2 separate regions of the Homo sapiens genome follow, and region 2 is linked to region 1. Evidence: read pairs that join two places in POLR2A ChIA-PET (ENCODE). Cell type or tissue: PC-9. All regions are shown on one strand. Links, peaks and the distances in the headings refer to the core of each region. The heading gives the core; the rest is flanking DNA. Region 1 overlaps RAD1 (RAD1 checkpoint DNA exonuclease). Region 2 overlaps RAI14 (retinoic acid induced 14).

Evidence for each region. Peaks named below come from ENCODE experiments on the same cell type or tissue, not always from the same donor. Only the 100,000 strongest peaks of a DNase experiment are listed, where the experiment ranks them.
Region 2: POLR2A ChIA-PET joins it to region 1 with 6 read pairs; 9 of 35 experiments call an interaction of 5 or more read pairs at or near these places.

The regions. Positions count from the first base shown.
Region 1 is chr5:34,902,714-34,907,112 of GRCh38, reverse strand. RAD1 (RAD1 checkpoint DNA exonuclease) reads left to right here. Exons shown (of 6, transcript NM_002853.4): 6 at 1-1,853. It also overlaps a transcript of TTC23L not described here. Among named protein-coding and RNA genes, the nearest start is that of RAD1, 11 kb to the left of the region's middle. In PC-9, for the core only: CTCF peaks have their summits at 1,148 and 1,352; a DNase peak (open chromatin) is centred at 2,234.
Region 2 is chr5:34,671,873-34,676,271 of GRCh38, reverse strand. All of the region lies in intron 1 of RAI14 (retinoic acid induced 14), which reads right to left. Among named protein-coding and RNA genes, the nearest start is that of RAI14, 18 kb to the right of the region's middle. In PC-9, for the core only: no CTCF peak of the experiment used is centred there; a DNase peak (open chromatin) is centred at 1,851; H3K27ac peaks cover 3,546 bases.

The DNA of each region.
Region 1 (4,399 bases), core at 159-4,158:
CACTGCTTCCCAGGCATATGGACAATTCTGGGAGGTGGCCAGGGTCAGCACCTGATAACTAGTAAGTGTCTCAATCTCAGCATACAAAATTTAGCAGTGACTACAAAAGAAGTTGGAATTTTCTAAAATGTTTGTATTCAAGAAGGAAACAAATGAATTTACTAAATGTTGTCAGAGTATTTTTTGTTTAGATAACCACCAAGAACAGAACAAACCTAAAAGATACTTGGGAAAATATCTAATCAGTCAACATTCTAAGGACTGTTAAATGTGAAATAGCATAGTTATTTTTTGTCTTTTGTTACTAGTGTGAACAAAGAACGGCGCCTAACATATAATGGGCATTTAGTAACTCTGTTAGATGAAAGACTCTCCAATTTCAGATTTTCTTTTAGCATCTTATTAGTCACTACTTAATTCTGATGATTTAGCTCTAAATTTATTTTGATCTCAGTTTTTTTATTTTTATTTTTGGAGACAAGATCTTGCTCTGTTGCCCAGGCTGGAGTACAGTTGTAGGATTACAGTTCACTCCAGCCTCAATCTCCTAGGCTCAAGCAATCCTCCCATCTCAGCTTCCCAAATAGCTACGACTACAGGTGCATGCCTCCATGCCCTGCTAATTTTTGTATTTTTTGTAGAGATGGGGTTTTACTATGTTCCCTAGGCTAATCTTGAACTCCTGAGCTCAAGCAATCCACCCGCCTCGGCCTCCCAAAGGGCTGGGATTACAGGCGTGAGCTATCATGCCTGGCCTAATGTATTTTTTAAAAGTTGAATCTAAAAAGAATTTAAAACAAATATAAATCAGCTCAGTAAGGATGGATATTTTTGTACATTTAAAACTATTATTTTAGGCCGGGAGTGGTGGCTCACACCTGTAATCCCAGCATTTTGGGAAGCCGAGGCAGGGGGATCATCTGAGGTCAGGAAGTTCGAGATCAGCCTGGCCAACATGGTGAAACCCCTACCTCTACTAAAAATACAAAAATTAGCTGGGTGTGGTGGTGGGTGTCTGTAATCCCAGCTACTTGAGAGGCTGAGGCAAGAGAATCACTTGAAACTGGAAGGCGGGGGTTGCAGTGAGCCGAGATTGCACCATTGCACTCCAGCCTGGGTGACAGAGCAAGACTCCGTCTCAAAAACAAAAAAAATTAAAATAAAAATTATTGTTTTAGCTGCATGTCTTCAGCTATTTAGAATTCAAAGACTAATGAATTGTTTCTAAGTCACCCTAACATCAAGGTACTTATTTTATAAAGAATTTCCTCCTTATTTGTGTTCTAATTGACCCAGGAATTTTTACTTTAATAAAAGTTTAACTTTATTTCCTATGGAAAATCACTAGGGGGAGTGCTCCCTCAGGCAGAGCAGGCGACACTTTGGTGCCACTACAAATTGATGTGTAGTATATAGAAGAATACAGTCTTATATTTAAAGACTTTTAGTTCTGTCTTTTTGAAGTTTATCTCTCTTTCTAGTAAAATGGTGCTTACTGTGAATGGATAATCTTTTTTTTCATTTTTCATTTGTTGATTTCCCATTCGATGATGTAGTGCTTCCACCGAGAATTGATGAAATGCTTCAAAATAATAAAAGTATTTGTTAAATTCCACTTTAATAAAAATAAGGCATGTAACACAGTCATTTTAACAGGAAGCCACAGGGTTTCTGTGGTGTTACCAAAGTCCTAGTAAAAATTAATTAAAATTGCTAAAAGGGCAGAATGTGGCACTCTCAACAGTGGGGTAGGCAGTCCTTCAGAACATAGAGACTTCCTTCTTTCCTTCCCTGTCTTCACATTGCTTGTCCCTTATCCCCACCTGAAATAAAATCTATTGGGTCCTGAGAAATCGGAGTGTATAGTATTTTTTCTTTTCCCAATTATGTTTGTAATTTGCTTTCATTCTCTTTGGAATAGGCAGTGCTGCTTTTATACTAGAATCAGGTTACAAGCACCCCAGGAGGAGTCATTAGCTTTAACAGAATTTCCCTCTCAGGAGTGGACAGCTAGTGTTCTAAACAGAAACACCAAAAGCAGCGGTTTCAAGTGCTTTTCGTATCTGTATCTCAGTCACGTCCAGAGATTTCGATAATCAGCAGAGTAAATGTGTGAAATATATTTTTGAAATTCATAGCTTGTTGATCATTATAATAGATACTAGTAGTGGCTCTCACTGGCAAAACTAGAGGTATTCAGGATATGTGAACTTACTAAATTATTTCAGAGTATTTCCTCATACTAAAGTAAAAAGGAAGTAACAATCTAGTAAACCCTGTGGCCTGTACCCTTAGGCATGGTGCCTGACACTTGATTCCAAAATGGTCTTGCTTCCTGCCATTTTGTCCAAGGATTTTGGTTGCCGTGGCTGACTACGTTAGGACAGTACTATTTCTGGAATATTGTCAAGCCTGCCTTAAGTGGACCTTTAATGCAGTGGTGGGTGAACTTACCAAATCAGCAGGTAGTACGTCATTGAACATACAGAACAGGTTACATAAACTTTTTTTTTTTTTTTTGAGATGGAGTCCCACTCTGTTGCCAGGCTGGAGTGCAGTGGTGCGATCTCAGTTCACTGCAACCTCCACCTCCCAGGTTCAAGCGGTTCTCCTGCCTCAGCCTCCCGAGTAGTTGGGACTACAGGTGCATGCCACCACATCGAGCTAATAATTGTATTTTTAGTAGAGATGGGGTTTCACCATGTTGGCCAGGATGGTCTCGATCTTTTGACCTTGTGATCCTCCTGCCTCAGCCTCCCAAAGTGCTGGGATTACAGGTGTGAGCCACCACACCCAGCCGTTTACATAAACTTTTTTGTTTGCTTGCTAAAAAATGTTTATTGAGCTAGGTGTGGTGGCTCTCACCTGTAGTCCCAGCACTTTGGGAGGCCGAGGCAGGAGGACCATTTTAGCCCAGGAGTTTTGAGACTAGTCTGGCCAACATAGCAAGACTCCATCTCTAAAAAAAATTTTTTTTTTTTAATTAGCCAGGTGTGGAGTATGCATGTAGTCCCAGCTACTCCAGAGGCTAAGGCGGGAGGATTGCTTGAGCCCAGGAGTTCAAGGCTGCAGTGAGCTATGGTCATGCCACTGCACTCCAGTCTGGCAGGAGAGTGGGACCCTGTCTCAACAAAAAATAAAATAAAAATAACAATATTTATTGAAATCTGTATGTGAGACAGCTTGATCTGGGCTTGAATTATTTTTTTTTCTAACTTGGTACAGAGATTGTTGGAAAATAGCTAATCCTCATCCACCTCAAAAATGTCAGTGCTTGTTAGCTAATTCAGAAGAATTGTAAGAGCTCTGTATGTTAGCTCAGATCTGTTAGAAATGTCAGGTGTTTGATTGGATTGGGTTATCCAGATTGGTTGAATTTAGAAAGTAGCTTCTGTGGTTTTGCAGTGAGAATGCAACTTTATATTTCTAATGTGGCTTGTTAAGACTTTGGGATTTCACCAAAATAGTAAAATTTTAAAACTTTTGGGCAGAGCACAGAGGATTTTTAGGGCAGTGAAACTAATATGTATGATACTATAATGGTGGATATATGTCATTATAATTTTTCCAAACCCACAGAATGTATACCACCAAGAGTGAACCCTCATGTAAACTATGGACTTGGGTAATAATGCTGTGTCAGTGTGGGTTCATCAGTTGTCACAAATGTACCGCTCTGGTGGGAGATGTTGATAAGGGAGAAGCTAGGCATGTGTGCAGGTAGGGGGTAAATGGGAAATCTCTAGCTTTCCCTTAATTTTTTTTATGAACCTAAAACTGCTCTAAAAATGCCTTTGGGAAAAACTTTGGGGACCAACATAGGTGCCAACTTATTTTACTAGGTATAAGGATGTTAAAATTATATGATTCAGTATCACCACCATTTTATAAAACATTTTAATATCAAAACCTCAGACAATGGCAACCTTACACTGACAATAAAGAAAAACTTTAAACATTAAAAACAATCCAAATGCAGGAACAGGTACACCATAAAATTTTATTTCACAGTGTTATGCTACTGTTTATTGATATAGGTTTGTCAGTTTGGAGATCTTAGGATTGCAAAATAGTAACATTTTATAAATTTTGGTGCCACCCAAAATGGAGTCTGAATGGCCATTTCTTTCTGGTATTTTTTTTTTTTTAATGTCAGTCATTGTTGAAGAGCTATTTTCAACTACGTATGTGAAAATGGAAGCAACTCTTCTGATGCTACTGTAATCAATTCAGAATATTCTGGGGAAGAACAGCAGCCCCATCTCCAGAAAGGGCTAAAATGAACAATGATAGGCCAAGTGACCAGTTAATAAGCACCACAGAGAAGGGCAATGGAATATATAGCTGCTTTCAGCCAGGTCTGCAATGTGGGACCTTGATCCTGAGTGCCAACCCTAAA
Region 2 (4,399 bases), core at 146-4,145, 230 kb after region 1:
CAGCAACTGACCCCAAGTGACCGTGTATGGGTAAGCCCCTTCACATCTTCCTCCAAAGTCCATTCCTTAAGTTTCACCTATCTTGAAACCCAAAAGGGCCCATCAAGTTTAAACATAGAGATCCAATCCTCAAACATTATTGGTGAAAATGTAAAATGGTATAGTCATTGTGAAATGCAGTGTGACAATTTCTTACAAAGTTAAATGTACATTTACCACATGACTCAGCAATGCTATTCCCACCTACGAGAGAAATGAAAACATATGTCCACACAAAGACCGAATATTTATAGAAGTAGCATTTGTAATTGTGGAAAAAGTAAAACAGAAATGTTTGTCAACTAGGTAAATAATCTGTGGCAATTCCATATAATGGAATACTACCCAGCAATAAAAAGGAATAGCAAGCTGATCCATGGTGAAGCATGGATGAAGCTCAAACACATTTTGTTAAGTGAAAGTCAGACAGAAAAGACCACACATTATATGATTCCATTCCTTTTTTTTTTTCTTTTTTTTAAGAGACAGAGTCTTTCTCTGTTGCCCAGGCTGGAGTGTAGTGGCACCATCATAGCTCTCTGCAGCCTCAAACTCCTGGGCTCAAGTGATCCTCCCACCTCAGCCTCCTGAGTAGCTGGGACTACAGGTGTGCATCACCACACCCAACTAATTTTTGTATTTCTTGTAGAAACAGAGTCTCTGTGTTGCCCAGGCTGGTCTTGCACTGCTGGCCTCAAACGTTCCTCCGGCCTGTGCCTCCCAAAGTGCTGGGATTACAGGCATGAGCCACCACGCCTGGCCAGGATTCTATTTCTAAGACACATCCAGAAAAGGTAAATTTATAAAGACAAAAAGTAGATTGGTGGTTGTCCAGGGCTGGGAACGCTAACAGGAAGTAATTGCAAATGCCATAAAGGATCTTTCTGGGGTGAGGGAAATGTTCTAAAACTAGATGGTGGTGATGACAGTAAAATTCTGTTAATTTACTAAAAGTTGTTGAATTGTATACTAAAATTAGTGAATTTTACAGAAAGTAAGTTCTAACTCAGTGAAGTTGTTCTTAAAAAGATCCAGTGGCCTGGGCACGGGAGGCTCACGCCTATAATCCCAGCACTTTGGGAGGCAGGGGTGGGTGGATCACAAGGTCAAGAGATGGAGACCATCCTGGCCAACATGGTGAAACCCCATCTCTACTAAAAATACAAAAATTAGCTGGGTGTGGTGGTACATGCCTGTAGTCCCAGCTACTTGGGAAGCTGAGGCAGGAGAATCACTTGAACCCAGGAGGTGGAGGTTGCAGTGAGCTGAGATCACACCACTGGACTCAGGCCTGGTGACAAAGCGAGACTCAGTCTCAAAAAAAAAAAAAAAAAATCCAATGAAGTCTGAGCATGGTGGCTCATGCCTGTAATCCCAGCACTTTGGAAGCCCGAGATGGGCGGATCACCTGAAGTCAGGAGTTCAAGACCAGCCTGGTCAACATGGCGAAACCCCGTCTCCACTAAAAAATACAAAAATTAGCCAGGCATGGTAGCGGATGCCTGTAATCCTAGCTACTACTCGGGAGGCTGAAGCAGGAGAATCGCTTGAATCTGGGAGGCGGAGGTCGCAGTCAGGTGAGATCGCACCACTGTACTCCAGCCTGGGCAACGGAAGGAGATTCTGCCTCAAAAAAAAAAAAAAAACAAAAGATCCGATTCAAAAAGCAAAAGGGAGACCCATATACAAAGGAATTGGTTATGAAAAATATCTTTAGAGTGAGTAAGAGAACAGGTTCTATTCATGGCTATATTTAATCCCTGTTGTTAACCTAGAAAGAATGAATTGCCAGAAGTTGGCTTACTACATATTCATTGGTTCTTTGACTCAGTTTTGAAATAAGGAAACTTGGACTCTCACATTCTGGAATGTTGGAGACGTCATTTACAATGATCGCAGTGGTGTCACTTGGCTTGTGAATCTCTTTCCTTACCCAGGCATCCAGTGTCTTAATACTTTTCAGAATAAGGAATATATAAATATGTTAATGACATAGATTCTGTGAACTCTGATGCCCTAGAAGGGAGTGGAAGGAAAGTCCAGAAATTATTTCTGCTGTCCCAACTATCATATTTGGACATTACTCAAACACTGTGTATTCAAAAAAAGGATTTTTTTTTTGTCTGCAGTCCAACAGAGAGGGGGTGCTGGCTCACATGAAGGTAGGCCTCCCATTTCCTTGAGCAGAACGCTGTGGCCTGGTACTCCAGTAGTGGATCCATAAGTGGTCTGATCAACAGGGCACAGCCTTCCCTCCTACCCTCCCCACCCACTCCAACCAGGTCATTCTGGTAATAGCTACTCCCCTAGAGGTGGAAATGTCTCCTCATCAGGGCTATTCAGAGACTCTGGGGTTTTTAGAGTTGGGGGAGGGGAGGTAGACCTTCCTCTCTGGGTGAGAATTGGGAAACCAGGAGCCTGGTAGCTGCCCAAGACCCAGTTCTAGCTGGTTTGAGAGAGGGGACAGAGGCAGGGGTGGGAATGGGGTTGAGGGGTGCTGATTCCAGGGATCCCTGAGGCCCTGCTATAGCCACACTCTTTTGGCACAGGATGTGGGGTCACATAAGGCAAGGCACGCCCCTTCTAGCCTAAGCTATTTCAAGTTGGGTCTCTGACACTTGCCCTCGGGCACCAAAGTATTTGTCAGTACTCTTAGGTTGCAAGTGACAGAGACCCAACTCAGATGCCACAGTAAAAGAGGTGCCTAGATCTTCAACAGCACAATTGCAGGTTGCATTTCGGTCTGCTCAGCCCATTCCTGAAGTCAGCAGCTAAATTTACTTCACGAAGCTACAGAAGTGAAATATATAATAGGATGACCTACAATGTCCCCTTTGAATCTGCAGGTTAAGGAGGGCATGTTTATCATTCACTTGTTTGGCTATTCACTGCTTGTGGATCTGTCCTGCCCCATTGCCCTCACACAGCCTCACCTCATAAGTCCTCCATTCATTACCCTCCTCTAACATCAGTGCAGTCACTGAAGGAGACCTTGCTGGCAATTCAAGTGTGAGTCTTCTGGGCTATTTCCATTCTGAAAGTAAGTACTGCTCTTTGGGTCTCCTATAGAAACCAGGCCAACAATGAAAACAATCACAATTAACTATAAGTGAATAGCATTAAATGATTTTTAAACCCTCAAGAAATAAAAAGCCACTGTAACAGCTGGGTCTAAGAGGAAATGGTGCTTGGGGTCTGGAAATAGCATTGGACCCTATCTTCTCTGCTCTCCTGGGACTTGACTCCACAGAACTGAGGGAGTACAAAGGAGGGAAACAAGGAAGCTTGTTTCCCTTGAGTACAGGCTAAGGAGGAATAGGAAAAACAAAACCTTCAGGATAGGCAGAAACAATGTGAGAAGGACAGACGGTGGGGAAGTTTCCCTGGGGTATGGGGTGAGAAGGGGTGCTGGGGCTCAGCTGGACCAGTAGACCTCAATGCCTAATGATGAATAGCAGTTAATCCTTGAATAGTGGTGAAGGTATGATATGAAAACACACTGTCACCCTAATTTATTCTAAACAAGACACCTGGAAGAGATACCACCTAACCAAGGCATCACTCCCCAGGGGCCATGCCAGCCTGGATTTGCCACACTACAAATAGAAAAGCCCTTCAGATATTTTTCTGTCACAGAACACTGCAGGCTGTTCTATGCCTGGGCTATGGAGGCAGCTAGATCCTCCTGCCTGATAAAGACAAACTCCTGTTAACTAAATTTGAAACCCTAGACTTTCAATTTTCAACCACTTTCTGTGTGCAGGCATAAAAAGCAAACAGCACTAACATGAAGGATGGGGAATGCTTCCATTAACCAGTAAAGACTGAATATGCTCCCCCCCCACACCCCACACATATCCACAAACCTACATACCTTGCATCTAATGCAAGAGTTTTACACGGTAATAGCATTAAGGCTACTCAAGAACTTACAATTTATGAGAAAAGAAGCCTCTAATTTCTTACTCATGTCATATGCACTGAATCTTAACTAGAAGCCAAGTATACAGGTGATACAGAAATATGGACCATAGGACCCCAGCCTACAAAATCATTCAGTTTTTTTTTAAATAAAAAGTCCACATGGGTTAATGCACTTGCACAAAAGTAGAGATATGGATTTGTAAACCCAAAACTCAAATGTCCATTATCCCATGTGTAATTAGTTTGTGATGAAGCTATTGTAATTATCTACAGAAATGCTTAAAGCTAAGGGCAAAATCCTAGTTAACTGGGTAAGAAGGAGCTTAATCAAATATGCATTTATTGAGGACATTCTAGATGTCAGGTGGAGCGGGGTTACAGGACCTATAATATGTCTTCTTTATAAGAATAATATGTCTTTATAAGAAGACATATT